3 separate regions of the Mus musculus genome follow, and regions 2 and 3 are each linked to region 1. The links are chromatin contacts, found by POLR2A ChIA-PET in ENCODE. All regions are on one chromosome and are shown on one strand. The core of a region is the stretch at or near the end of the contact, and the rest is flanking DNA. Distances in the headings are between cores, read along the strand shown. Region 1 holds the start of Stat3 (signal transducer and activator of transcription 3). Region 2 holds the start of Plekhh3 (pleckstrin homology domain containing, family H (with MyTH4 domain) member 3). Region 3 holds the start of Naglu (alpha-N-acetylglucosaminidase (Sanfilippo disease IIIB)).

Region 1 (5,105 bases), core at 1,635-4,134:
GAAGAGAAAATGTGAAGGGCAAGGTGACCTTTACCTGCAGCCCGAACTTTGGCAGCGGGAGTCAGGAATGTGGTTGTAGGCTAGCCTGGGTATCATAGAGAAACCTTGACTAAACCAAACTTTGACAAAAGAATAATGGTTATATGTGCTTTGTCAGCAAGGAATCATTAAACAAATACTAAATTATGTTATCAGAGAGCTAGTAGACTAAAGGGGCCATCAAGTTCAAAGAGAATTAGGAGATATGGGGAATATCTGGGAATATCCTGCTGTGAAGATGAATGCTGTGCTCCGTGTGTGTGTGTGTGTGTGTGTGTGTGTGTTCATGTATGCTTGTGTTCTTCTTCCCCACCCCTCCCTAGGTGTATATATAACAGTTTTCACGCTGGAGTGGATCACCCAGGTAATGGGAGACTTAAGTTCAACATTAATGACCCTACATTTGCTTCTTGCTTTGCAACTAGGTATGGAGCTGCGGAAGTAGCTCAGTGATGAAGCATGCGCAGAGTGATCAAAGCTCCGGACTCTATTCTAAACCTTACACACTCATAAAGATGGATCTGAAGTGGTACTCGAGGTCTCGATCTCCAGGCTTTGGACAGGTTTCAGGCATCTCGGAAACCATAAGTAGACATGAGTAAAAGCCTGGGCCGTCTCTCTCCTGGGGCCTAGAATTCATAGTCTCTGTCAGTCTCACAGACTATCTGTGACCCAGGAGAGGTTGAGAGTCATTGATTCTTCTCGCCAGAAATTAATAACGATATCTATCTTTAGGGAAATAGACTGATGGAGGAAGAAGGTGAAGATTTTTATTAAAAAAATTTCAACCTAGCTGGGCAGTGGTGGCACACGTCTTTAATCCCAGCACTTGGGCAGCAAGAGGCAGGTGTGTATCTCTAAGAGTTTGAAGCCAGACTGGTCTTCAAACTGAGTTTCAGGTCAGCCAAAGCTACACAGAGAAACCCTGTCTCGAGAAACAAACAGACATGGCTGGAGAGATGGCTCCGTAGTTAAGAGCACTGCTCTTCCAGAGGTCCTAAGTTCAGTTCCCAGTTACCATATTGTGGCTCACAACCATCTGTAGTGGGCATCTGACGCCCTCTTCTGGTGTGTCTGAAGTATATAGCTACAGTGTACTCATATAAATAAACAAATCTTTAAAAACAGAAAAATCTGCAGCCTTCCACAGGTGTGGGAGGAATGTTTTCAATCTCAGCTCACTCAGGAGATAGAGGCTGGAAAAAAATCTCTGAGATCCTAAGATCCTGTCTCAAGAAAACAGGATACTAGTAAGAAAACAAAAACCTGAAGTTTCCTGAACTGTGTATATTAGCTGTGTTTTAAAATATACCATTGGGGGATTATCTTTGTGGAGAGGTAACAGCCCCTTGTAGATTTTAGATTTTTATCTTTATCTCTCTTTGTGCTAATCACCAGCAATACAAACACCAATAGGTGTACTTGTAAGTCCCTACCATCACATATACATACAAATCACTGCAGTACGCAGAGTTCATTCTCTATGACAGAAAGCCAAGCATATACACGTACCATGAACTGCTGATTCCAACTCAGTAAAATCTGTACTCCCAACATACAAGACGTGAAATAGGTCAGATAATTTCAAGAGCGTCAAGACCCCCCCCAAAAGACTAAATGGATGTTACTCCTAACTCCTGCCACTCTAGTTAAGCAGTAGTGGGAAAGTGTGGAAGAACTGGTTTGTCTCAATTGGACATTTAAGTTTAATGGTGAAAGACTAGTTAATGTTAACAATGAATCCTAAAATCATCAGAATATTTTATGGGCTTTCTCTCTGTGTGTGTTAGCTTCAGTTCTTAAAATTAAGTGCCTAATTAAAAGTGATTTAATTTTGTCTGCACGTTTTTCTGCACAAGGTGTGTGTCTTTGCTGCGGGCAGAGGCCTGAGGAGGGCTTCAGATCCCCCCCCCCCCCCCAGACCCCAGAGTGGAGTTACAAATGGCTAAGAGCCATCTTGTGGGATGCTGGAACTTGAACTTGAATTTTTACCAGGATCAGCCTGGCAGTCCCCTTAACTTAGGCATCCCTCTAGCTCCTAAAATAAGTACCTTTTAATGGAAACAAGTTGGTCAAAACTATCTTTCAGAATTTCAAGACCCAGTATAACAGTTTAAAAAAAAAAGAACTCAGACACACGTGGAAATGGCAAGTACTGTGTATTCGTGTCAGCTGTCATGCATAGGCTCTCTGCATTTCTGTGAGCTGACCAATCAGCCTTGCTGTTGAGATTCAGGTTTGAAATGGTGGAACAGAGAACCGGGTTATAGCCACTATTCTCCCCCACGCAATCTAGTAATTACTCTATTTCCACGTCATATTTCCGGGTGTATGCCCATAATCACGCAGAACTGAAGTTCAGAGCAGCCAGGAGTTGCCCATGTTCTTTTTTGATGTCTCCACAAACCCAAATGCTTAAGTGGGGTGACACCTGGGGACCGCCTAAGTGGCTGATTCCCACGTGGTAAGGAGCTCACAAACTCGCCCCCACGTGGTGCCAAGGGCCGGGAAAAGGGAGAGCGGGCAGAAGCGAGCCGTATCAGGGCATTTAAAGTGTCTTGACGTCACGCACTGCCAGGAACTCAGCTGAGTTTTCAGCAGGACATTCCGCTAATGTCTCCTCCCTCCCCCCGGGCTTTTTTGTAAGCTAGGCCTCTGCGCGTCCCTTGGTCGCGGAGGGAGGAGCACAAAGCTCTCAGAACAGCCAACTCAGGGAGGTGTGCCCAGAGCTCTCGACCCCGCCTTCTCTCCTAGAGGCGTTTTTCATTGGTTAGTGGGCGGGGCTTAGGAAGTACAGCGCTCGCCCGGAGGCCTCAGGGTGGCCTAGCCAGCTGGCCATTCCTTAATTATGCATGGAGGCGTGTCTTGGCCAGTGGCGGCTGGGTGGGGATTGGCTGGAGGGGCTGTAATTCAGCGGTTTCCGGAGCTGCAGTGTAGACAGGGAGGGGGAACCTGGGGTTCCGACGTCGCGGCGGAGGGAACGAGCCCTAACCGGATCGCTGAGGTACAACCCCGCTCGGTGTCGCCTGACCGCGTCGGCTAGGAGAGGCCAGGCGGCCCTCGGGAGCCCAGCAGCTCGCGCCTGGAGTCAGCGCAGGCCGGCCAGTCGGGCCTCAGCCCCGGAGACAGGTGAAGGGGGTGCAGGGTGGGGCCACCTCCCCGACGGCACGGGGGACGGCATGGGGGACCCCACGGTTCGTCAGCTGTGGGGGTGCTTAGAGCTGTGAATGGACACTTACATGGGGCAGGAGGATAGGAGGAGACACACAGGGTCGTCCCGGCGGCACTGACGTCCGGATGACAGGAACCAGCCTGGGAAAGGAAGGGACGCTGTAAGTTTCGAGGGGGAGATGCGGAGAGAGAGTGGGGAGTTCTGGGGGGTGTAGGACCGTGGGGGGGAGGACATTCTAGGCTGAGGGTAACAGAACTGACAGAAGCGGCCCTCCTGTGACTGCTCCCGGAGGCTAGGGACGTTCGGGCCACCAGAGCCACTGCCACTCAGGTGGAGATCATTGGGGTGGAGGCGTTAGAAGGAGCCTCCTTCCTGCCCCTGTGCTGGGCCTGGCCGTTCCTTGCCTAGCCACTTTCTTTGCCTTGCTCCCGTTCCTTCTGTAGTCAGCTGTACCCACTTAGGAGGTGGGAACTGTTGTGTCTCTCCTCCTGCCTCTCCGCCCCTCCCCCTCCCCCTCCCCCCCCCCCCCCAGCCTCTGGGACTGGCTAGATTTTTTTCTTAAGAATCAGATTTCCTATAGAAAATTGACAAACTTGTATCCTTTCTAAATTCTCTCCCATCTCTTTCTGTGTTAAGCTATGATTTCCCCCACCTTGTTAAGAACACTTTTTTTTTTCCCAATTCAAAATAAATCCCTGGCCAAACCAGCTCTAAAGAGCAACAAACCTCTTTCCTCTTTGACATTGTTCTCTCATAAACACCTGGTAAACTCGACGAGACGATAAATAATTGAGCCATTGCATTTACTGGATCGTGGTGTTGCTTAATTGCACAGGCCAGGGTGAGCCAATCAAGAGTGGGAGTTTTCTGTCTCATAGCCAAGCTCTTGTGTAAAAGCAGAAGCTAGGGAAACAAAGACAGGCTGGCCTTGGCTGAGTTCTGTGTGTAAACTTTACCTGTTGGGGGGTGTGTGGCTATAAATTGGTAAGTTGGCAAAATCCAGACTGTTGCTCAAGTCACTTTTTTCATACCTGGTCCACATCCCTCGGTTGTATCAATTGATGTGTGTATGGGTACTGTCAGTGCTTATTCAGTTTCCTTATTCAGAGTGTGTGTAGTTTATACCTGCTGTTTACTACAGTGCTTATTTGTGTATGCATTGTGAATGTTGGGCTGTCAGTGTAGGTGCAGCATGGACGTGAATATATTAAAGCAATAAATCACTTCTATCTTCTTTTTAATGTGGAATTAGACTGTTAGGATTTGAGCCAGCCATTTTTTCTCTTTTTATATTAAATAATGTCTATGTTCCTTGAGGAAACATGTTTGTTTCATTATTGCATGTGCCGGACCAGAACACTAAGCGGGATCTTTTAATTTTTTTTTAGTTTTAGACTTTATTTATCTTTGTTCTATGTGTATGAGTGTTTTGCCTGCATGCACGTCTGTGCCAGTGTGTGCCCAGTGCCCTAGGTGGCCAGAAGAGGACATCAGAGCTTCTGGAACTAGTGACAGATGGTTGTGATCCACCACCTGGGTCCTGGGAATCAAACCTAGGGCTTTTGGGGAGAACCACTGGGAAGAGAATCTGGAATAATAATAATGAAAATGTTGGAGTGTTTGTTCTTAGTGTTAGCACACTCCCCACAAAGAACCATTAGCAGATTCATGAATCTTTTATTTTCATCTGTAGTTCATCGGGACAAATAACCACTTAGAGATAATCCTCAGTTATGAGGCTCTCGATAGGGGCTGAGAGATAGCTAGGTGGCTCACTGAATGCTAACCTCATTTTGTAGATAAGGAAATTGAGGCCAATAGGCCTAGACACTTGCCTTAAGGCATCGTGAGTTACAATGGTTTAACGTCTGCCTTTTACATATTTCTTGGTCCA
Region 2 (5,105 bases), core at 942-3,441, 230 kb before region 1:
TAATAGAAAGGGGAGTAAGTAGGGGGACGTTGAGAAAGACTTCAGGATCTAAAGAGATTGCCTCTGCGCTTAATTAAATTGATTCTGTGCAAATGAGATGCAACCCAACTACTGTTACTATTTTTGAATTACCAGCTTTGGTTGCAGCAAGGCCAAGACAGTGGGTTACACCCCACGCCCCTGCTTGCGTCTCAGTGGGAGGTGTGAAGGGACAGGGGTTGCTGAGTCGGCTAAAGCTTTGAGTACTGACACGCCCTATGCTTCACTCGGTCTCTGCCAACCGAGGTGAGGTGGGAAAGCTGCCAGGTGAGGAGGGGCGGGGTTTCTCCTCGGGAGTCAGTGTAAGAAAGGGCTTTCTAATAACCCTATCGCTATCCAGTAGTGGCTGCTTTAGCAAGTACCTAGATCCCAGCGTGTGAAATGTATGGGGTGATGCTGTCCCCAGCTGTACGTGCGTGGGTCTGGTAGAGGCTGGAGGCAAGAGATTCTAGTTTGGGGTAGGTTTTTGGATCCCTTCTAAAGTCCTGCTGTGCAAAGAAAAACGCTAATTAAAAAGTTGAGTCTGATGGTGTGTGGACTGGATACCTGTAGCCCCAGCCACTCCAGAGGTTGAGACAGGAAGATCAATAATAATAACAATATCCTGCCTAAGAAGAAATAGAAAAATGTCAAGGTGGACTTTTCTACCTAGGATATATATATATATATATATATATATATATATATATATATATATGAATGAGGGGGATTGCAATTTGCAAATTTTCCGAGAGGTGTTACTGGGCCTGAGCTCAGAGTGTGGGGCGCTTGCCCACTCTGATTATTTCCCCTCGGGGATCAAGCCAAAGGAAATGAGCATAGCTTGCCAGGAAAGGGGAGGTTAGATATCAGACAGAACTCTCCAGCAGGCAAGTGTCTAGGATCTTGAAGAGGAAGGGAGGTTATAGTTGTGGTCTGGCCCTCAGAAATCTCAGCATACACCACTTCAATCTGGAAGTACCATAAGGATGGCTTCTAGAGATGGTGCATTGATTTCTGGTCCTTGCTTTGCACAACTGCCAGGATTGTGCTCCAATGAGACAGTTCTTCCCAGTTTAGAATTCGGTCAGCAAAGTCAGACCACCGCTCCAGCCTGGAGTCTAGGGGCAAAAAGGGCGTGGCGTCCCTAGGGAGGCGTTGGCCTGAAGTCTGCACTTCGTCCAGCCTAGCCTAGCCCAGCCCGGCTAGTCGTGTGTCCTAGAGCCTCTGGCGGTGTAAAAGACTTAAAAATTTGGCCTCTTGGAGTCAGAAACGAGGAGAAGCTCGAAAACTGCGCAGATCCTCCAAGAGGCGCACACTACCCACCGGAGCGGACCTGGAACCCTCCGCCCGTAACCGCGGGAATCGCCGCTGAGTCAGCAACGCGCTCGAGTATGTGCGCGCTCCCACTGTCTAAGCTGTAGCGCGAACCCCGCCCTGTATTCTTTAGCGCCCTTGTTAACCCCTTCTTGTTCAGAAATGCAGCATAGTCGCCCTGAGAGGCCTCTGATCTATTGATTTTCTTAAACCACAGAATCCCCGAGCATGCCAAACCACTCTCCCCATTCCAGTTCAATGCCCTGTAAATTCACTTTTATTTCAGATCTTTGTCTGAGGCTTCCAGGAGTTCCTTTCTCAGCTTTTTCATCTCAAAAGTGGAGGTGGCTAAGATCTAAATCTGGACCCTTTTAACTCCAAGGATGGAGCTGCCTTTGCAGCTAGCTAACTCTCTCACACGCAGGTGTGGAATGCCTTGAAGGTAGTAAGGCTCTTTGTAGGGATTCCAAGATGTGACAGGTAATCACAGGTCAATAGCCTAGCTTCCTTCCAGCTTTATGCCCTTCCTTTTCCAGACCTTCGAAAAGGGTTTTTTAATTTGCTGCTTGGTGAGCCAAGAGTTAAAACAAGAGCACGAAGGCGGTCCTACGTGACGCCACAGACACCCCGTGTCCGACCTCAGAAGCTCCCTCCCCAGTCCCCCCCCCCCCCGCCCCTCCCTACTGTCACTCAGCCAGAGACACATGATGCAACCCGCCGCGGTTTCAAGCTTGGGATTGGTCTCCCTGACCGGCGCCAGGAACAATGATTGGGCAGAGGAGGCTGTGACGCAACGTAGACCCTACCCTGTGAAGAAGGGAGGAGAAAAAGAACAGGGAAGGCGGAGGGAAGGAGGGGGGGCAGAGAGGGAGGCGGGGTCTGGGAACTCTGCCCGCGCCCCCAACGCGCCAGTCCCGGGGCTGCAGGGAGCGCAGCGCGCGCCGCCCGGGCCCCGGCCACCGGACGCCCTACCGGACACCACCCTCCTTGGAGCTTGGACAACCGCCCACCACGATTGCTGCACCAGACACTGCTCCTACAGAGCTGGACACTACAACGAACACTACTTCCCAGCTCCGGACATTGCTCCCGGCTCCCTTCCCCCGGCCCTGGACGCTATCTCCCCCCTCCTCTGCCCGGGCCCAGACAGCGAGCCCCCAGCGGGCTCTGGTGATAGTCCTTTTGCACCTCAGCGCTGGACACTGCCTCCTTCCGGCCCCCTTCTTTCCTCTCGTCACACCTCTTCTCTACCCAGTTCGGGTCGGAGTACCTCCAGTTTCTCAGATTCCCTGCTGCTCAGGCAACACTGCCTGCGCCCCCATTCCCAGGCTGCTCGCCCGGATGCCTCTCCCCGGGGGATTGTGGTGGCTTCTCTGCTGCCGTCGAGGCTTCACTCTTCTGCACCGGGACTACGGGGACGGCGAGCTTAGCGGGGACGGGGACGAAGACGAGGACGACGAGACCTTTGAGCTAAGGACCCCGAGTCCAGCGGGCGGCGGGAGGGTAAGTCTACAGGGATTTAGAACCGAGTTCAATCTTTCTCACTACAACCGGCCGTCACGCCTGAGCCTGCTCCATACTTGGGCCAAACGCAGTCCTCTTGGCCAACTGCAAATGTGGGGGAGATTCTTGTCTGAGGGCCAGAGCCCCGGGAGCTCCAGGGGCAAGTAGCCCTACTAGGGATGCGCCTGTGGGCTTCGCGCTGCACACAAGGCGCTGTCCACCTGCTGGGGGCCCTGAGGCAGAGGAGGCGTCACGCGTGGCCCAACCTGGCCCTGCCTCTCCCTTCCCTGCCGGGCCCGCGTCCCATCCCGTCTCCTTCCGCCTCCGCCAGAGCCAAGGAATGTGGCGAGGCCGGCTGGGCGGCTGGAACGCCTGGGTTCGCTCTGCTCTCAGTTCAAGAGCACTGGGGCCAGATGCGGGAGCTCCCACCGCAGTATCCTGGGCGAGGGCAAAAAGACATCCTAGAATTGGGGTCTGCATCAGGGACCCCACAAAGAAAAGGCTCGGGACGATGGCCCTTTGAGGACTTCTCATTATTCCGCCACTTAAGACAGAACTCTCTGCCTTCTCTGGTGAGGTTCCTGGGAAACCAGAGGGAATGGGTGAGGGTGACTTGGTGGCTGAAAATTTTTTTTAATCAAATCTCCTTTGGGAGAGAGACACTCAGGCACAGTTGGTGTGTAAGACCTCCATCTTTCGAGGAGACCTCTCTCACGTCCTTACCCACCAGAGGCAACCAGGCTTCTGTGTGCTGTGGCCTGGGTCCAGCTCCCATTTCCCCCCAACCCCGCTCAGGGGTCCCCAGCAAGTCCGGTGGCTCCATTCCTGGGTGGGGCGGGCGGCACCGCAGCCAGTGCAGGCGCCAGCACCTGGCGAGGCAGAGGGCAGATAAATATAGAGGGGAGGAGGAGGGAAGCAAGGGACTGAGATTAGGGGAGTTGTGGGGGGTGGGGTGGGGTGGGATCAGTACCTGCCCTCTGGTAGAGGGGTGGATAGCCCCACTCAGAACCTCCAGAAAAGAAACGGGTAGGCTCCCAGGGAAAGAGTGGGACCTGGGAGTCCCCAAGTTTCCCGCATGGATAGGATCCCTGTCAGATAGGCCATGGCCTCCCTCGTGCCCCACCTCCACCCCCTCCTAGGAGCTCAGGGACAGGTGTCCCTGGTCCTCCTCCCCCAACCCTCCTCCTGGCTTTAGCAGCCTGGGCGCAATGGGACCATGGCACAGTTCCTGTCTAGCTAGCTTGGCTCCGGGTTGATTTTGACCAACCTCAGACCCCAGGTTACAATTGAAGTTCCTAAGCAGGGGTTTGTGTATGAGAAGGGCAAAATTCCAAACCACCCTTGGTCTGAAGAGTATGCGCTTAGCAGCCTCTTGTCCTCCTGAGCCCCGGCAAGGGGGTAGTGTGTCCATTTCCTCCGGGACATTTGCAGAGTAACACACAAAGCTCTTAGAGAACATCTTCTATAAAAGAGTCCCTCTTCCCCTTCAGTCAACCCTGTAAACCACCCTTGCCCAGTCTTGGGTCCTGCTCTTTCCCTGAGAGCCCATCTTCTTCTTCCCTGGAGGTTCTGAGCAAGGAAGTCGGGGGAGGGTGTAAAGGAAAAAAATTGAAGAGGCTTCCATGGGTAGAAGGTACTTCATCACATCTCCAGTTTGAAAAATGGAGAAACTATGCCCCAGAGATGGGAGGGGACTTTTGCAAGGTATGGCAGGTGCTAAGTGGTCCAGCCTCTATCAGTGGAACCCAGGTTTCCTGACTCCCAGCCCACCCCCACCCCCACGGTTGCATTTTCAAGGGGTTAATGGATATAAGTCTAGAGCTTGTAGCTCCTGGGCATTTTCTAATGGTCCACAGAGACTTGTATGTAGAAGGGACAATCCCAGAGTGGCTCAGGCCCTTCCTGCCCGGTCACGGTCGGACTTCGGACACTCCTTCCTCAATCTAATGAGTGATGTCCTGGGCTCATTTGAAACCATTGGTGCTAGGGGTCAAGGCCTCTGAGTGTATTCTTGCTTATCTCCCTAGGGTTCCCTGGACGTTACTCTGACTCAGCCAACAAGGAATGGGCCCATCTCAGACAGGTGAGCTTCTACTCTGAGTCTCTTAGTTTGGATACTGCAGCTAGTTCTCAGGACCCCCTTCCTTGCATCTTCCCTCCCAAAGTTGTGCAATAAGGGAGAGGCCTTGTGCTGCCGGACGCTGTGGTTTGGCTGGGGTCCCGGGGGGGCGCGGTCCAGCCGGGGGCGCGGGGAGGAAGGGGGGGTC
Region 3 (5,105 bases), core at 1,357-3,856, 130 kb before region 1:
CTAGGAAGGCGATCAGCTCCTCAGGATTTGGGAACTACCACGTGGGTGCTGGGAACTGAACCATGGTCCTTTGCAAGAGCAGCAGGTGCTAAGAGCCGAGGCATCTCTTCAGCAGGCCCCCGCCCCATGGGTGGGTTTCTCTATGTAGCTCAGGTTGGCCTGGAACTGGTAGTGTTCCTGCCCCAGGCTCCTAAGTACCAGGCTCAGAAGAGTATGCCATCATACCCAGCAATGATTCTATTTGACAAGCAAGGAAACCGAGTCAGAGTCATCCAGCAATCTGCAGTGGCTGACAGCAGAGGCAGGAGTCAAGCCGAGCCAATATCCGGAGTTTCAGCATTTCCTTCTGCAGGGCGACCCTTTTCCCTTAGAGCTGAGCAGGGAGGGAGGACCTCACCTGGTGATGGCCTTGGGGACATGCCCTGCGAAGGCAGGCAGCACTGGGATCATGCCAAAGGAGCGCATCCGGTCCAGGATTCGATGCTGGGAGGGATAGAGGTCAATGTGACAGGACCTCTGCTGGGGGGTGTCCCTTGCTCCCTCAGGAAGGGAACACAGATCTATAGATCAGGCAAGAGCCCCGAGGCTAGCTAAGCACCCATCCCTGGCTCTGTGAACACTCAGCCCCCATTCCACCATTCCTTAGCCACTCTTTACCTGCAGGTAGACTTGACTGAGGTGCCAGGAACGGGGCAGGGGGCCATCCCAGGTGTGCAAGTTACCCATGCGTCCCCAGGCCAGGAAGGCAGGACCGGTGAAGTACGTATCGATCTCTGACTGGGTCAGGCCCAAGGCCAGGTATACCTGTGGAGCAGGAAGAGCCCCTACCTATAAACCACGTCATTGGACAAGTTCTTGCTCACCACCTCTCTGAGCTGGGGACTACTGCTACTAAGACAGATCTGGACCTCAGCCTACAGGGAGCTCACGGTCCAGGAAACAGCTCCATGTCTGTGGGATGGGTGACTCTCTGGGACACAAAGAGGCTTCCCTCAAACCACGGAGAGTCTCTGGCTCCCCCCCCCCCCCCCCCCCCCCCGTCATCCTTACTTAAGCTAGGGTCATCCGGGAAGAAGCAGCCTCCATTGACAAAATACCCCCATCCGATTGGCTTGAAGGCAATCCTGTGGGGGCACTTTCTTGACTGGTGACTGATATGGAAGGGCTCAGCCTATTGGGGGCTGTGCCATCCCTGAGCAGGTGGTTCTGGGTATATAAGAAAGACTGACCAAGTCAGGAAGCAAGCAGTGTTGCTCCAAAGTCTCTGCTTCAGTTCCTGCCTCCAGGTACCTGCCCTGATTGAGTTCCTGCCTTGGAACTCAATCTTGAATCTTCCTGCCTCTACCTGAGTCCTGGGATTACAGACATATACTGCCAGATACTTTGTCCCACCCTGGAAGGCCTCGGTTTCCCAGGGGCAGGGGTGTATGTAAGGCAGGCAGGAGAGTGTGAGGGGCCAGGTTGGCACAAACCCTTTGCCAGATGGCCTCCTGGCCATTCCAAGCCAGAGCCAGGTTGATGCCATTCAGTGCCATCCAGTCAATCTCTTGCTCCCAACGGGCCCAGTCCCACCACACGAAGGAGTAGCTGTGCGTGCACACATTCTGGTAATAGCGGTACCTGCGGGTAGGGGCACATTATTGGGGACATATGGGATGCCTCACTCACCCCTCTGGAACACTTCAGAGGCAGCCAGAGGCAGCTACTAACCCCAACACAGTACGCATACAGGACAGTGGGCAAAGGTTTCAATGTGCCTCCTCTCCTGCTCATTCCAAATCCACCTCGGGTGAAGCTGGAACTTCCCGCAGACCTCCCTAGCTAGTAGCTATTGTGAATACATAACTTCATTTTTATTCAACATGCCCAGAGCTCCTGCTGTGCATCCTGTGGTGTCTTAGGGTGTCAGTGCCATAAGGCAAAATTGGTCTCTCTCATGAAGAGGGCTCACAGTTCCTATAGTTTGTCATTATTTCCAGCAGTGGGGGCTGGGAAGCTAAATGATTTGGCTCAAGAATATACAGCTAGAGGGGAGCCAAGATTTGAAGGCACAGATCCCCGAGCCAGCACTTCCTTCTCAGTCTCCAGGCGAGTCTGTAGCTGCAGCCCCGACTTAGGTGTGCTGGTCCTCACCAACGGTGGCTGTCCCGAGGCTGCAGGCAGCTGCCCCAGCCGTCTGGGACCCACAGCATCAATACCTGTTGGGCGTGGTTTCGGTCAGCCCGTCGGGCACAGCGGGCAGCGGCCACGGCAGGTGCAGCTGAGCGCTGGACCAGGCCACCTGACAGCCACAGAAGTCACGCAGGTAGCGGTGCAGCCCCGCGGCTGCCGCCACGCCCGTGGAGCCGCGCACAAGCACTGGCACCCCGCCGCCGCCGCTCAGGCTGTAGGTGTCCAGGCCCGACTCGTCCGCCAGCGCGCGCTCCACGGACACCAAGAAATTGGCCGCCGGCCCGGGTCCCAGTAGCCGGACCACCAGTTCCCGCACGGCCTTTGCCTCCCGAGCCTCATCACCCACAGAGCCCCCAGCCAGGAGTAGGAACCCCAGAATCACGGCCAGCCCCGCGGCTTCCATGATGCCAACCGCGCGGCCGCTGCCCCCTCACAACCAATACCAAGCTCCGGGCCCGCGGGGCAGGGCTGCCAGCATCCAATCGGCTGCCGACCTCGGGCCACGTGACCTGAAGGTTGGCTCCTGCTACCCGCCCGGAGAACCTGGTTTCCGGACTCAGACACTGGTCAGGGTCTGCTGACCGCGCTCGTGGCTGGAGGGTGCGTGACCCTATGAAACATCCTCGGCCCGATGAGACGCTGCGCATGCCCAAGCCCTTTCAGATTCGGCCCTCTTTCTTCCGCAAGTCACTTCCCTTCCAAATATCTAGCCACTCTTTTAAGCGACGAGAATTGAAGCCAGCCAAGACTTGGCTCTACCACTAAGCTATATTCTAACCCCTCATCTAATAAATGTGTATTTGGATTTTATTTCGTATCAGACTGTTGTTTATATTAGAGAAGTCTCAGTTGTCATTTCTGGCTAAAGATCTGGAAACCAAATAAGGATTTCTCTGGGTGAGAAGATAGCTCAGTGGATAAAGCGCTTGCACCTGAGGACATTCATTTGAATTGGCAGAATCCACATAAAGCTGTCCCAGCATTGGGAGGCTGCAATCCCAGTGCTCCCGGGAGATGAGCGCTGGAGACAGCTGCCCTGATGTATAAAGTGACAGATGGGGAAGAGACCTTATCTTAAGGTAGAAGGTAACACCCGAGATTGTCCTCTATTGACAGCAAAACCCACAACTCTCGCTTCAAAAGGACTGAGAGCTTATTCTGAAGCCCAATATGAATGACCATGGCCCTGGAACAGTTTTAGGTCAACCCAGTTTCCATGTTCCAATGTGGAAATAATTTGAAGTTTTTATAGTAATGGAGCACATATCAAAACACTTTTTTGAATAGATTGGTGGAGACATCAGAAGTGGGTTATAGTGAATCTGGGAATCAGTTGCAGGCTTCAGATAACATTCTTAGCTTCCAGGATGCTGGAAGCTGGTGGTCTGTTAAATTAATGCATTTCAAAGGAAAACTCGTGTTCAGTACGTTCAAAAAAAAAAAAAAAAAAAAAAGACTTACCCATTGTCATAAAGCTGTTAGAAGTTACCTGGTGCGTTTCCTTCTATGAAGTGATGACAAATGATAACCAACAAAGAATGGCAAGGTGAACCAACACCATCTGGCAGTGTCTACTGTCCCTTGGGCTATATTTATGTCTTTTTAAAAGAAACATCATGTGTTTTCTCAAGTATATGCTCTGGTAAAACATCATATCCACCCCCCCCCCTTTTAGGCTGTCTCTAGAAGAACATCATGTGTCTATTCTTAGCAAATCATCTTTTCATGGGTCTGCTTTAGCCAAAACATCTCTCATAAGACAGTTTTTAGAAAAACATTACATGACACAAAGGAGTCTTCAAAGAAACCAGAAATTTTGACTTCAGACCAAACTATAGACAAATCGATGTTCCTTTACCAATTCATTTTCTAATTTCTTCTTGTTGTTTTGAGACAAAATCTCATTCTATAGACTGGGTTGACCTCGAAGCCAAAGTAAACTTCCTGCCCCAGAATCTCAAATTCCTGTGATTATAGGTACACCTATTTTTTTTTCTTAGAACAGGGGAATTGTGGTAGCTTTATGGACTTGTGTGCTGACAGTAGTTTGAGCCAAGGAGTTTAAGACCAGTATGAACAAGAGCAAACCTCAAAAAAATGGTGGTGGTGGTGGGGGCAGAGTGAGATGGCTCAGCAGACAAATGCACTTGCCACAAAACCTGACAACCCGAATTTAGTCCCTGGGACCCAGGGGAAGGAAGAGGAGGAAGGAAAATGATCCTTAGAAGTTGTCCTCTGACCTCCACATACCAGTCACGGCATGTGCACAGGTGCACTAGAGTGGGGTACTAATGAACGAATTAACTAACTAACTGTCTATGGGTGTGTTGTCCCCGTATATATATGTCTATATACCACAAATGACTGCAAGGCCAGAAAAGGGCTACAGATCCTCTGGGACCTGAATTACAGAGGCTTGTGAGGCACCATGTGGGTGCCAGGAATAGATTCCAGGTTCTCTGGAAGATGAGCAGCCAGTGCTCTTAAATATTAAACCATCTCTTCTTTAGTCACTCCACTCCCACACCATTTTTTTTTTTTGAGACAAGGTGTCACCAAGCAGCTCTGGGTACCACTGTGTACAGGCTGGCTTTGATTCCACAGAGCTCTGCTTCCCAAGTGTTGAGATTGAGAGCATGTGTCACTAGCTGGGCAGCAATGGTGGTCGCCCTTAATACCAGCACTCAAGAGGCAGAGACAGGCGGATCTCTGAGATCCAGGCCAGCCAGAGCAAGTTCCAGGACAGCAAGGAGTACCCAGTGAAACCCTGTCTCGAAAAACAAAATAAAAACCAAAAACCAAAAAGTGTGCCATGGGGTTTTGTTGCTGTTGGTTTTGCCCCTGTTTGTTTCTTCTTTTCTTTTCTTTCTTTTTTTTTTTCTTTTTCCTTTTTTGATTTCATTAAATAGACCTGCTTGCCTGGAAGTTTCTAT

The links. ChIA-PET counts read pairs that join two places held with the same protein, here RNA polymerase II (POLR2A).
Region 2: POLR2A ChIA-PET joins it to region 1 with 14 read pairs in Patski. The contact joins the promoter of Plekhh3 here to the promoter of Stat3 in region 1. POLR2A ChIA-PET finds 5 or more read pairs at or near these places in 4 of 5 experiments (Patski and embryonic stem cell).
Region 3: POLR2A ChIA-PET joins it to region 1 with 14 read pairs in Patski. The contact joins the promoter of Naglu here to the promoter of Stat3 in region 1. POLR2A ChIA-PET finds 5 or more read pairs at or near these places in 4 of 5 experiments (Patski and embryonic stem cell).

What each region holds. Positions count from the first base shown.
Region 1 is chr11:100,937,319-100,942,423 of GRCm38, reverse strand. Stat3 (signal transducer and activator of transcription 3) reads left to right here and starts at 2,884. Exons shown (of 24, transcript NM_213659.3): 1 at 2,884-3,168. It overlaps Gm46295 (a long non-coding RNA gene), which reads right to left and starts at 4,086. Exons shown (of 2, transcript XR_001780333.2): 1 at 3,938-4,086; 2 at 2,182-3,351.
Region 2 is chr11:101,168,458-101,173,562 of GRCm38, reverse strand. It overlaps Plekhh3 (pleckstrin homology domain containing, family H (with MyTH4 domain) member 3), which reads left to right and starts at 2,191. Exons shown (of 13, transcript NM_001346769.1): 1 at 2,191-2,838; 2 at 4,866-4,921. The coding sequence starts at 2,677. It overlaps Ccr10 (chemokine (C-C motif) receptor 10), which reads left to right. Exons shown (of 2, transcript NM_007721.4): 2 at 1-565.
Region 3 is chr11:101,067,595-101,072,699 of GRCm38, reverse strand. Naglu (alpha-N-acetylglucosaminidase (Sanfilippo disease IIIB)) reads right to left here and starts at 2,606. Exons shown (of 6, transcript NM_013792.2): 1 at 2,199-2,606; 2 at 1,473-1,620; 3 at 658-804; 4 at 398-483. The coding sequence starts at 2,575.